Linked DNA regions of Homo sapiens: region 2 is linked to region 1. Evidence: chromatin loops called from intact Hi-C (ENCODE). Cell type or tissue: PC-9. All regions are shown on one strand. Each heading gives the region's core, and the rest is flanking DNA. Links, peaks and the distances in the headings are about the cores only.

Region 1 (5,376 bases), core at 251-5,250:
TTCATGCCAAAATAATAACAAGTGTTTTTATGACAGCACAGAAATGGTACCAATAGTCATGGCCCAACATCCCATTACCACCATCGCAGGGAAGAAAACTGGCATTTCGGAGCGAGAACTGATGTGAACCCGTTGTCTGACGCCTGCATCTGTCCCAGCCTTGTTCACAGATGCAGATGCTGAAGCTCAGAGGCATCACCCAAGGCCCAAGGCCACAGGGTTAATAAATGATTTTGATAAAGAGAGAGAGGCCCAGCGAGTGTCCAGTGAGAATGGTTTCTCCTGTGAATTGCAGTCCCGTATAGCAAGGGCTCACCTAAGGTCATCAATAGGTTCTTGGAGTCTTGACTTTAAGAGAAGCAATAGACAGCAAGTTTCCAAATAATGTCGTTTTGTTCAGTGTGATTTCATTATAACATTGATGAGGAAAAAAATTGGTTTCGTCCATCATACGTCATTTTGCTCAAAGTCACAGTTTCCAAGAACCTAATGACATTAAGTAAAGATTTACTGTGGATTTATGGACACTTTGCTTTGTGGCATTTTCTTATGGGTATAGAACAAATGTTCCATTGTTCTGACCTATACCCATAGGTTGTGTAGGTCAGAAAAATGGGACATTTATGCCAAGAATTTTCAAGTGGAATTTTTTTTTAATCTTTTTGAGCTCAAGTTTCTTTAATTTAAAAAAGCAAATTCCAGCCGGGCACAGTGGCTCATGCCTGCAAGCCCAGCACTTCAAGAGGCCAAGGCAGGTGGCTCACGAGGTCAGGAGATCGAGGCCATCCTGGCTAACACGGTGAAACCCCGTCTCTACTAAAAATACAAAAATTAGGCAAGCATGGTGGCATGTGTCTATAGTCCCAGCTACTCGGGAGGCTAAGGCAGGAGAACTGCTTGAACCCGGGAGGTGGAGGTTGCAGTGAGCTGAGATCGCACCACTGCACTCCAGCCTGGGTGACAGTGCGAGACGCTGTCTCAAAAAAAAAAAAAAAAGCAAATTTCTCTTACTACTGGGGGCAATTCTGAGCTGGAGATGCCCAGGTGGTCACTAAATCTATGCTTTACCCAATAAATATATTCCTGAAGAGACTGAATAAAATAAAATCAATACATGATTTTAAGGGAATCTCTGGGTATGTTTTGGGTTTTTTGTTTGGGCTTTTTTTTTTTTTAATAGAAGAATCCTTCTGCAAAGAGAATAATTTGCATTTGGTTTGCAGATTTGGATTTTCTGAATTATAGTATATTGGGTTTTCTTAATTACGTCTGTGATTTAAACTACTGTGTCTCTAGTGACAGTGTCCTAAATTCCCACAGATGGCATTTACACTGTGTGAACACGGACTCTGTGGTACCTAGAAAGAAAGTAACAAGCAGCATCTCTTCAGCACCTCCGTACCGGTCACTGCTCGAGCGATCACATACACTATTTCATTGACTCTTCACAAAAATTCTGCCACACGGGTTGTGTTGTCCCATGAGGTGCAAGCTGTTACATAAAGAAACTGAGGTGCAAGCTGTTAAATACGGGAAGGGAGAGAAATGACAATTCCACCTTAGCTTTTTCTGACTCTAAGGCAAGTGCTTCTCCCAACTCAGGAAGCATGAGGTTTTCCTCATCATTGAAAAACTAAGATGGAGAAACTTCATCCTTCACCCCTCTATTCCCCAGACCAAACACCTTCAGGAAATCCAAATTGTAGGTTGACATGAAAACATTTGATATTAACCCAGCTACCCTTTTCCACAGAGGGAGAAGAAGCTGGGTTGGACAGGCAGAGACGACAGTGAGGCTAGCCTCTCCCCAATCAACTGGAAGCCTGGACCGGCCTCTGCCAGGCAGTGCAGGACCCGAGCCCAGGGTGGGCTGCAGCAGAGTGGTCTAGGTGTCCACATCCCCTACTGAGCCCTGGCACTGCCCTCTGCTCACTGAGGCTCAGCTTCCTCGTCTGTGGTGGGAACCTGCTGCCACCGCCTGCACAGCAAGGTGGCCAGGAGGGGCAGGGTCCACCCTACCCACAGTGGTGTTGGCAGGTGAGGGACCCCTCATCATTTTGACTTTCCTAATCCACGGACGCCCTCTCAGGTATGAGCACCATCCCTTCACACACACCTTGTAAACCCGGAAGGACTTTTTTAAAATGAAAATTTCATTTCCAGCCTCTTACCTGGACACACCATTCCTGGGTTCCCTGATGTGGTAAGGGCCATGGGGAGGCCAGGACTATGCAGGGGCGGGGTGGGTGTGAGACAGCACAGGAATGCACATGGGGGCTCCCTGCTTCCCCAGAGGCCTTGCTGGTTATGAGGCTGCTCCCCGCATTCCCTCACACCCTCCCAGACCCTCTCTCAAGGCACGGAGGAGGAGAGCAGCCACTCCTGCCACCACCAGCTGCTCTTGGATACCTGAGGAATGGAAGGAGCCGGAAACCACCTGGCCTGGACTTGGCTCCCGCCTCTGCTCCTGGCAGGCTTTGGGACACAGCAGATAACTAAGCTCTCCAAAATAGGGCACTGCCACCTCTCACCTCAAATGGCTGCAGGGAGATTAGAAGAAGATAATTAGGAGAAGGGTCTACAGATCAGTGATTTGCCAACATTGAAATGCCAGTCAGAATCACCCACAGGGTGTAACACACAGGTGCTGAGTCCCCTCATCTCTGATTCAGTGAGTTTGGGGCACGGCCCAAAGAGTTTGCTTTTCCATCACATTCCCTGCTGATGCCCGTGCTGCTGGCTCACGGGCCACACGTGGAGGGTCACTGCCACAGATGACAGTTCATGTCCTGTTCCCACTCTCACTGCCACTTCCCACAGGGCTGGAAGCGGGGCCAGCTCCCCGCCAGCTCCTGGCCAGCCTTAAGGATAGGAGGTTGTCCCTAATCACAGTCTTCCCACGGCAGGTACAGGGCTGTGATGAGCACCCATGCCCTCCTCCCCTAACCACATCCTCACCCTGGCAGAGGTGCAAAATGGGTGTTAACCCTGGCAAAATGTAACCTGCTGAATGAATGCCCCAAGGAGTTTCAGAAAAATATGAATCTGGCACCTCAACCACAGAGACTATGACTCAGCAGGTGCCAGAGTGGGCCCAGTCACCACTCTTGTTCCTAAGCACCCAGGTAGTTCCGAGGCAGGCCAGCACTGGAGAAACCCTGCTCTCTTTTTCCAGGTCTGGCCCTTGAGGCGATGGAAGAACAAAGGCCCGTAGCCTCTCAGATTGGCCTCAGCTGATGCACAAACCAGCTTCTAAGCCTCCTTAGATTCTTATGGAGTAAAGTAGGGATTTAAATTAGTAAATAACAGCTAAGTTAGATTGATGCTTAGCTTTTAAATCTTGAAAAAGAAACCCTCATTAGAATTCTTTTGGTCAATATTTCACTTCCAGGTTTTATTTCCAGATCCTATACTTTTTATATAATCACAGCAAATAGACAATTTAATATTCAGCCTTTGCAGTGACCATATTGCAGGCATTTCCCAGTCATTTTGTGTAATTGTTTGATGTCTCAATCCCCCTTTTTCTCTGCTCCTAGAGCAGTGCTTTTCAGAGGTTTAGGTGAATAAAGACTTCATGCCAATTTCAAATGGTTCCCAAAACTCATATTTTATCTTATTGGGCAATTTTCTACGTTCCAAGGACTGTCTTAGGCACAAGTCAACGTTCACAAGTCAATTCCTCCAGTAGATACATATGACAGTTATCTTAGAGGTGGAGGTACATGGAAACTTTCTAGATATTAAATCAGATGAGCTCATGAAACATCAACACAGTTCCTGGCTCATAGTCAGTGCTCCAGGACCCTGTGGGTCAGGCATGGGCCAGGTGCAGAAAATCCAACGATGAACAAACAGGGAGTTTGCCCTCAGGAAGCACACAGTCTGCAGGAAGATGAGTCAGGTGCAAAGAAAACAAAGAGCAAGTCATGAGCCTTACAGAGAGTAAATGCCATGGGTGAGGCTGAAGGCATACATCTAGATCTTTGAACTGTCTTTCCTCAAAGTTTAGAGAAAATCAGAAAATTTCTCTGCAGGCCAAATACCTCTGAGTGGGGCTGACAGGACGACTCAAGCTCCTCACAGCTCAGGGGCCCTTGCCGAAACTAGCTGCACAGAGCAGCCATGCAGACTGGAATGAATTAAACCCAGACTGTCCTGCCTGGTATGGTTCAGAGGCTTTTTGTATGCCCAATGTAGCCAGCTTGCCATACTGAGCAGAGATTTGCCCAAGAATGAATTGTAGGTACAAAGTTCTTTCTAGAAAACATATTATTGAAAAACTTTTTTTCTGAATTATATTCTGCTCAGCATAACAGATATTATTAAATATTAGTTGAAATGAGTGACTGTTCTGTGTCAAAGTATAATGGTCACAGGAGCACCAGCAGGGAAATGACACTGCACTGAGAAATAACAGTTCTCACCCTTTAACATGTAACTACTAACCTTTTTGGTAATAAAATCATCATAACAATAATATTTAATACAATTTCAGATTTCTTCTGGAATCTCAAAATTCAGTTGTGACTTTTGGCTTCAGCCTCAACTTTAGCCAAATATACATGTTTAACAATTTGGCCTTTTGCCAACATCTGATGAACATCGATGCAAAAATCCTCAATAAAATACTGGCAAACCGAATTCAGCAGCACATCGAAAAGCTTATCCACCACGATCAAGTTGGCTTCATCCCTGGGACACAAGCCTGGTTCAACATACGCAAATCAATACATGTAATCCATCACGTAAACAGAACCAATGACAAAAACCACATGATTATCTCAATAGATGCAGAAAAGGCCTTCAACAAAATTCCACAACCCTTCATGCTAAAAAGTCTCAATAAACTAGGTATCGATGGGATGTATCTCAAAATAATAATAGCTATTTATGACAAACCCACAGCCAGTGTCATACTGAATGGAAAAAACTGGAAGCATTCCCTTTGAAAACTGGCACAAGGATGCCCTCTCTCACCACTCCTATTCAACATAGTATTGGAAGTTCTGGCCAAGACAATCAGGCGAGAGAAAGAAATAAAGAGTATTCAGTTAGGAAAAGAAGAAATCAAATTGTCTCTGTTTGCAGGTGACATGATTGTATATTTAGAAAACCCCATCGTCTCAGCCCAAAATCTCCTTAAGATGATAAGCAACTTCAGCAAAGTCTCAGGATACAAAATCAGTGTACAAAAATCACAAGCATTCCTATACACCAATAACAGACAAAGAGCCAAATCATGAGTGAACTCCCATTCACAATTACAAAAAAGAGAATAAAATACCTAGGAATACAACTTACAAGGGATGTGAAGGACCTCTTCAAGGGCAACTACAAACCGCTGCTCAGTGAAATAAATGAGGACGCAAACAA
Region 2 (5,376 bases), core at 286-5,285, 140 kb after region 1:
GCACTCTCATATAATGAGCCCAACAGAAAGTTATTTAATTTGCTTATTTGGCACCTAAACAGAGTTCCCAAACTTGTCTGCTGATTTTTAAAAATTACCCAAGGTGCTTGTTAAAAATAGAGGTTCCAGGCCCCCACCCTGAAGATTCTCATCCAGCAGATCTAGAATGGAGCCCAGGAGCCGTATGATGAACAAATACCTGCATGATCCTAATGAAGGGTTTAGGGAACTAACTGCTTCTCTAATGGGACCAAGAGCCTAACAGGACTAAAATCTGTGCTTTTTTGCTTCCTCTTCCTCACTCTCTCAATTAATCTGAAATGCCAGAGAGGGGGAAAATGCTTGACTTAGGAGCTTTAGGAAAGCTCATCTTTTCTCCCCCATCCTATTTAACGAAGAGAGGCTTCCTAGAAGAGGTGAGGAGACTTCTAAAAGGACTGGAACAAAGGGAGAGTCCTGGGCTGAGACAGGAAGGTGGTGAGTTGTTGCAAGATTTGAGACAACAGGGGAGGAAGGGAGGATGGGCCAGGGAGGCCCAAGGGCCTCACACATGCAGAGTCCTGGGCGGCATGGTATCTGGGAAGCCTCTCCAGGCATCTGTCCTTCCCTTTACCACCATTATGCTTTGGATAAAATCCTGAGGGGCCCAGTAAACCACAGGCCCATTCTCCCAGAAATTCTGACCCATTTGTTGAACCATGGGTTCATTTCTTAAACCACATCTCCTGAGCATTTTCCTGGGACTGGGAACACAAAATTGAGTGTGAGAGTCTTTGACAGAAAGCTTCTCTCCATGGAGAAGCTTGGTGTCCAGCAGGAAGGTCGTGGGAAAAGATATTAGCAATGCAACATGGAAAACGTGAACTAGTGGCATGCAGAAAGGGCCAAGGGAGGCCGGGCACAGTGGCTCACACCTATAATCCTAGCACTTTGGGAGGCCGAGGTGGGTGGATCATTTGAGCCCAGGAGTTTGAGCCCAGACTGGGCAACATAGCAAGACCTCATCTTTACAAAAAATTTAAAAATTAGCCTGGTGTGCTGGCAAGTGCCTATGGTCCCAGCTACACAGGAGGCTGAGGTGGGAGGGTTGCTTTAGCTCGGGAGGTCAAGACTACAGTGAACTGTGATTGCACCACTGCACTCCAGACTGGACGACAGAGCAAGGTTGTATCTCCAAAAAAAAAGGCCAAGGGAGCCCCAAGGAAGGAGGACCTCTTCTGGGGAGGGAGAGGATTATAGTCTTACAAAGCTTCTCTAAGGTGTTATGCCAGGTCTTGAAGGATAAAAAGGAGCAATCAGACTGCTACAGAAAGCAAAGGCACCCTAATAAAAAATCAGTCAAAGACACCAAGGTGTAAAAGGGCACAAGTGTGGCTGGAATGCAAAGGGCTGGGCATGGGGCTGGAAAGGTGGGTGGGTCTGGCACCTGAATATCCCTGAGTTCCAGCCCAGGAGTCTGGGCTTTCCCCTGCAGCTGATGGAAACCACTGAAGAATTTGGTGAACACAGCTTCTATTAACAAGAGAAGAGCAAAAGAGGGCAGGAGTTGTGGGAAATAGACCAGGACAAATGGAGCGTGAGTTACCAGCGGGGCCTCCACATACAGAGGTCCAGGAGGTGGATATAAATAAAAGCCTGAGGCCAGAGAGAGGTCCAAGCTAGAGGCGAAGATTATGGAATCTTATCATGAAGGTGAGAGTTGACGCTGGGGCAGAAAAGGGACCACCCCCACCCCCAGGAGGGCACACAGAGATGAGAAGGCCATAGAATGGCATCTGCCACCAACAAGGTCATTCCCTTCCATGGAAAATCCAGCCCCTTGCTAGTCCAGGAGGACTAGCAAGGAGGCATTACCCCCTGTAATTTAGCCTTCTGCAAGGACCTGCTTTACCCACTATCAAATTCTGGCCCAGTTCTGCCTGAGACCAAATTACACCCAGTGTCATCTACTGGACAAGTCTCTACGGTGAAGGAAGTATGGCATCATGGTTGCTTTGTAACTTCCCAAACGTGTCTTCAGAGCTCTGAAACAATGAGCAGGGACCTATTTCCGGCCCTAAATCTCTATAAAGGAAAGGGCCATTACCTCTAGAGCATGCTGGGCAGGTGGGGGCAGGGTGCTAGCAAATGTCCCCTTCCCCTCACCCAAGATTTCTACACCTACCTGCAATCATGCTTTAAACTCCCCTCAACAAAGTCACATTTTTACAACCATACAGAAGTTCAAAGGGCTGTTACCCTGGGCTGGTTAAGTCAACAGGTATTTACTGGTGCTGCAACTCCACACTCTTTAAATATCTCTCTGGCTTTCCACCTGTCACCTCTATTTTGATGACTGCCACATCTGCCTGATGAGCAAGCCTCTTAGCTGTTTCAGGTATTTCCAATTGCCAGCAGGACATTTACGATGGAGAGATATAGTAGATCTTTATTGTAACAGCGAAAGTTCTGGTGTCTGAGTGTCTGCGTTTGGAATCCTGTTCCACCTCTTACTAGCTATGACCTTAACTATTCTTCGCCTCATGTTCTTTATCTGTAAACTGATAATATGAAAGTGCAACCTCATGGGGCTGTGATGAAAGAAAAATACTCATGCCTAAATCTCTACAGCAGTGCCTGGCACACAGTAAGCATGCGATGAAAACGAGCTGTAATTATTACCTCCAGTCAGAAGTTCTACTCCCACCTCAGACTCTTATGTCCAAAACAGAGAGTTGGGCCATTAATTCTGGTCCTGTTCCTCTACTAAGAAGCTCTGGGTGGCACTTACTTAACAGACCAGAAAATGAGGCCCACGGTGACAACATGACGTGCTCAAAGTCACAGAGCAAGCTAAGGAGAAAGCTGGGGTCAGGATTCCTCATCCAGGGCCCTTCTGTCACTTCCTATTGTTACTGGGAAGTGTGGAGTCTTCGGTTTTTAGTCCTTCTGGAGGAAAGAATTTGGCTAAGAGACCAATTAGTAAAGTAAGCAAAAGGAAATAAGAGTAAACTCCAAGAGAGGACTGGGCTCTTCCGGCTGGGAGCAGCCCTGATACTTTTGTATTGCAGTTTTTATTATGCCAGACTGTTTCTTTAAGCTCCTGCCTCCATCTTAACACTCCACCTTTTTCTTTGTTTAGTTTTCTGCTTTTGTTTTAAGTCTCCACTTTTGCTCCCTCCTAGTTTTCACCTAGGTTTGTGGAATTTCCCTCACTGTCATTGATACACTTGTGCAGGGCCAGGTAATCAATACGAACCTTACCTAATGGTGGCCTTGCTCATGTACCGCCACCACAGAAGGGTCACAGGGGGGTTACAACTGTACTTACTGTGCCTGTGGATTTCTTAGGAATATTTTCTTTGCCCTTTTTACCTTTCTATTAATACATAGCTAGCTACATTTTGACAGGTTAACTACAAAATTACAAGACGTCTTAAGGAGCGTTTGGGGGCACTTTTTCTGCATTGGCATTTTCCCTCCTCTCTGTTTATATTTAACATACATGTTTTAAGTAGTCTCTGGAACATAACATTTTCCAAAACTTCCTCCCCAGGGGCTCTCTTTTTTGTTTATGTCTAACTATTCATCTACTCTAACAGTATGTGCCCCCTCGCACCAGCCCAGCCACCCAACAGGAGGCTGCCGGCACCTGCAGAGAGTCCCTGAAGAACAAGTTAGACTTGGTACCAAAATCACCCCAGCCACTTATTGGAAATGTAGATTCCTGGCATCCTCCTATTAGATTCTGACTCAGTAAGTCTAGGGTGGGGCCCCAGATCCACATTTTAACAGGCACAACCAACCCTGTACCCCCACCAACTGGCTTGGATTCAGATGGTACCCACTTTGAAAAGTGCCTCTCAAGGGCGAGTTGACGCATGTGCCTCCACTAGAGATGAAATCCTGAACAGGGCCCAGTGAGGCCCTCTGGCCAGCCCGGGCTGCACGCCTCGCAGACACGCTTGCGGGTGCAGTTACTGGGCATGGCTGCAGTCCCTGAATGGAATTTCAGAAATTTGGTCACATTCTTTCATACTCTCATCCTAGAAAGGAACACCGCCCTTTCAGACAAAGATGCACCTGTACCCCTGCAAAATCAGCAGGACATCCAACCCCAGGATTACCATTCCACTGGACATTGTTTACTGCAATGGGAATTCATCGGGAGCTTGTGGGATTGTGGGTAATCTTATTCATAGCACCTGCCTCCTCTGTGGGTGACCTCATCAAAGGCTCCCGAAGCTTGTTCCCTCTCCCATCCATCCTGCGACTGACACTGAATATTAATACAGCTTCAGAAGCTTCTGTCCTTGCTCTCCTATAGCCAGTGACCATGTGGCCCTATGTTCCTCCCCCTCTCTAATCTGGGCCGTCAGACCCTTTCCAGAGGGAGACAATCAAAGCAGATTGGAAGCTGTTTGAAGAAAGAACAAATAGCTGAAAATCAATTTGCAGAGATAGTAGCAAGAATTACAGTTCTTTTTGTCTGCTTATTAACGGGCTCCAGCTAAGTATCAAATGGGAGAAGAGAATGCATTCCCAACACAGTAAGTGGCTGATTTGGAGATGTTATTAAAAAGAGTTGACAGAATTCATTCAGATTATGACCAATTTAATTTTGGAGGGCTTTAAGGGTTCTGTTTACTTCTCAGCTCATGGCTCTCTTGTGCCCAGAACTTGTACCCCAGGCCTGTGTTCATTCATTTCCATTTCTGAATTATCACAAGGACACGGAGATAACAAGGTCTGGTGACCAGAATATGGCTGTGGGAACTAAGAAATACTGTGATAACTGTCCTACAGCAATCTGGGGTTGGCCTTTGCATCAGCAGTGTGGCTGGCAGCAGGAAACGCATACTGTGAAATCACAGAGAACAAGTTTCATCCCCAGATCTGCTGGTCACTGGCTGTAGGGCCTTGGACAGGTCACTTAAACTATCTGAATCTCGAAGTTCTTATCTGTAAAATGGGCATTCTAACATTGAATTTACAGGGTTATTGTGCTGATCAAAGGGCATAGTTAGCAAATGTCCTTTATTCCAAATGTTGACCAAGATATACAATAAATAGCTGTTATTATTTCTTTTCTCTATTTTCTTCTTGGTAGCACAGAGATAGGAAGTGATTGAGAACTCAATCACTTCTCAACAACAGAAAAGGAATCACTTTCAATATAGTAGAAGGGGAAATGAAATAAAACCTATTCGACTAATCCAGTAGAAGTCAATAAAGCAGGAAAATAAAAAGAGAAGGAAATATAAAACATGTATTTAGAAAACAAAAAGTGGTAGAAGTCGGTCAAATATCAATAATCACAAGAATTATAACAGATTAAACTCATCTGTTAAAGGATAAATTTTCAGATTAGATTTAATTTTTTCATTCATTCATTCA

Evidence for each region. A loop is a pair of places that touch in the nucleus more often than their neighbours do. Peaks named below come from ENCODE experiments on the same cell type or tissue, not always from the same donor. Only the 100,000 strongest peaks of a DNase experiment are listed, where the experiment ranks them.
Region 2: it touches region 1 in a loop (4-fold over the local background); 2 of 110 quality-filtered maps call a loop at or near these places.

Annotation. Positions count from the first base shown.
Region 1 is chr15:62,854,663-62,860,038 of GRCh38, forward strand. The region is part of intron 1 of LOC105370854 (a long non-coding RNA gene); the gene reads right to left. Among named protein-coding and RNA genes, the nearest start is that of MIR190A, 33 kb to the left of the region's middle. In PC-9, for the core only: no CTCF peak of the experiment used is centred there; DNase peaks (open chromatin) are centred at 2,529 and 3,049; H3K4me3 peaks cover 1,616 bases; H3K27ac peaks cover 4,934 bases.
Region 2 is chr15:62,996,142-63,001,517 of GRCh38, forward strand. No RefSeq gene overlaps it. Among named protein-coding and RNA genes, the nearest start is that of TPM1, 44 kb to the right of the region's middle. In PC-9, for the core only: no CTCF peak of the experiment used is centred there; a DNase peak (open chromatin) is centred at 2,380; H3K27ac peaks cover 2,184 bases.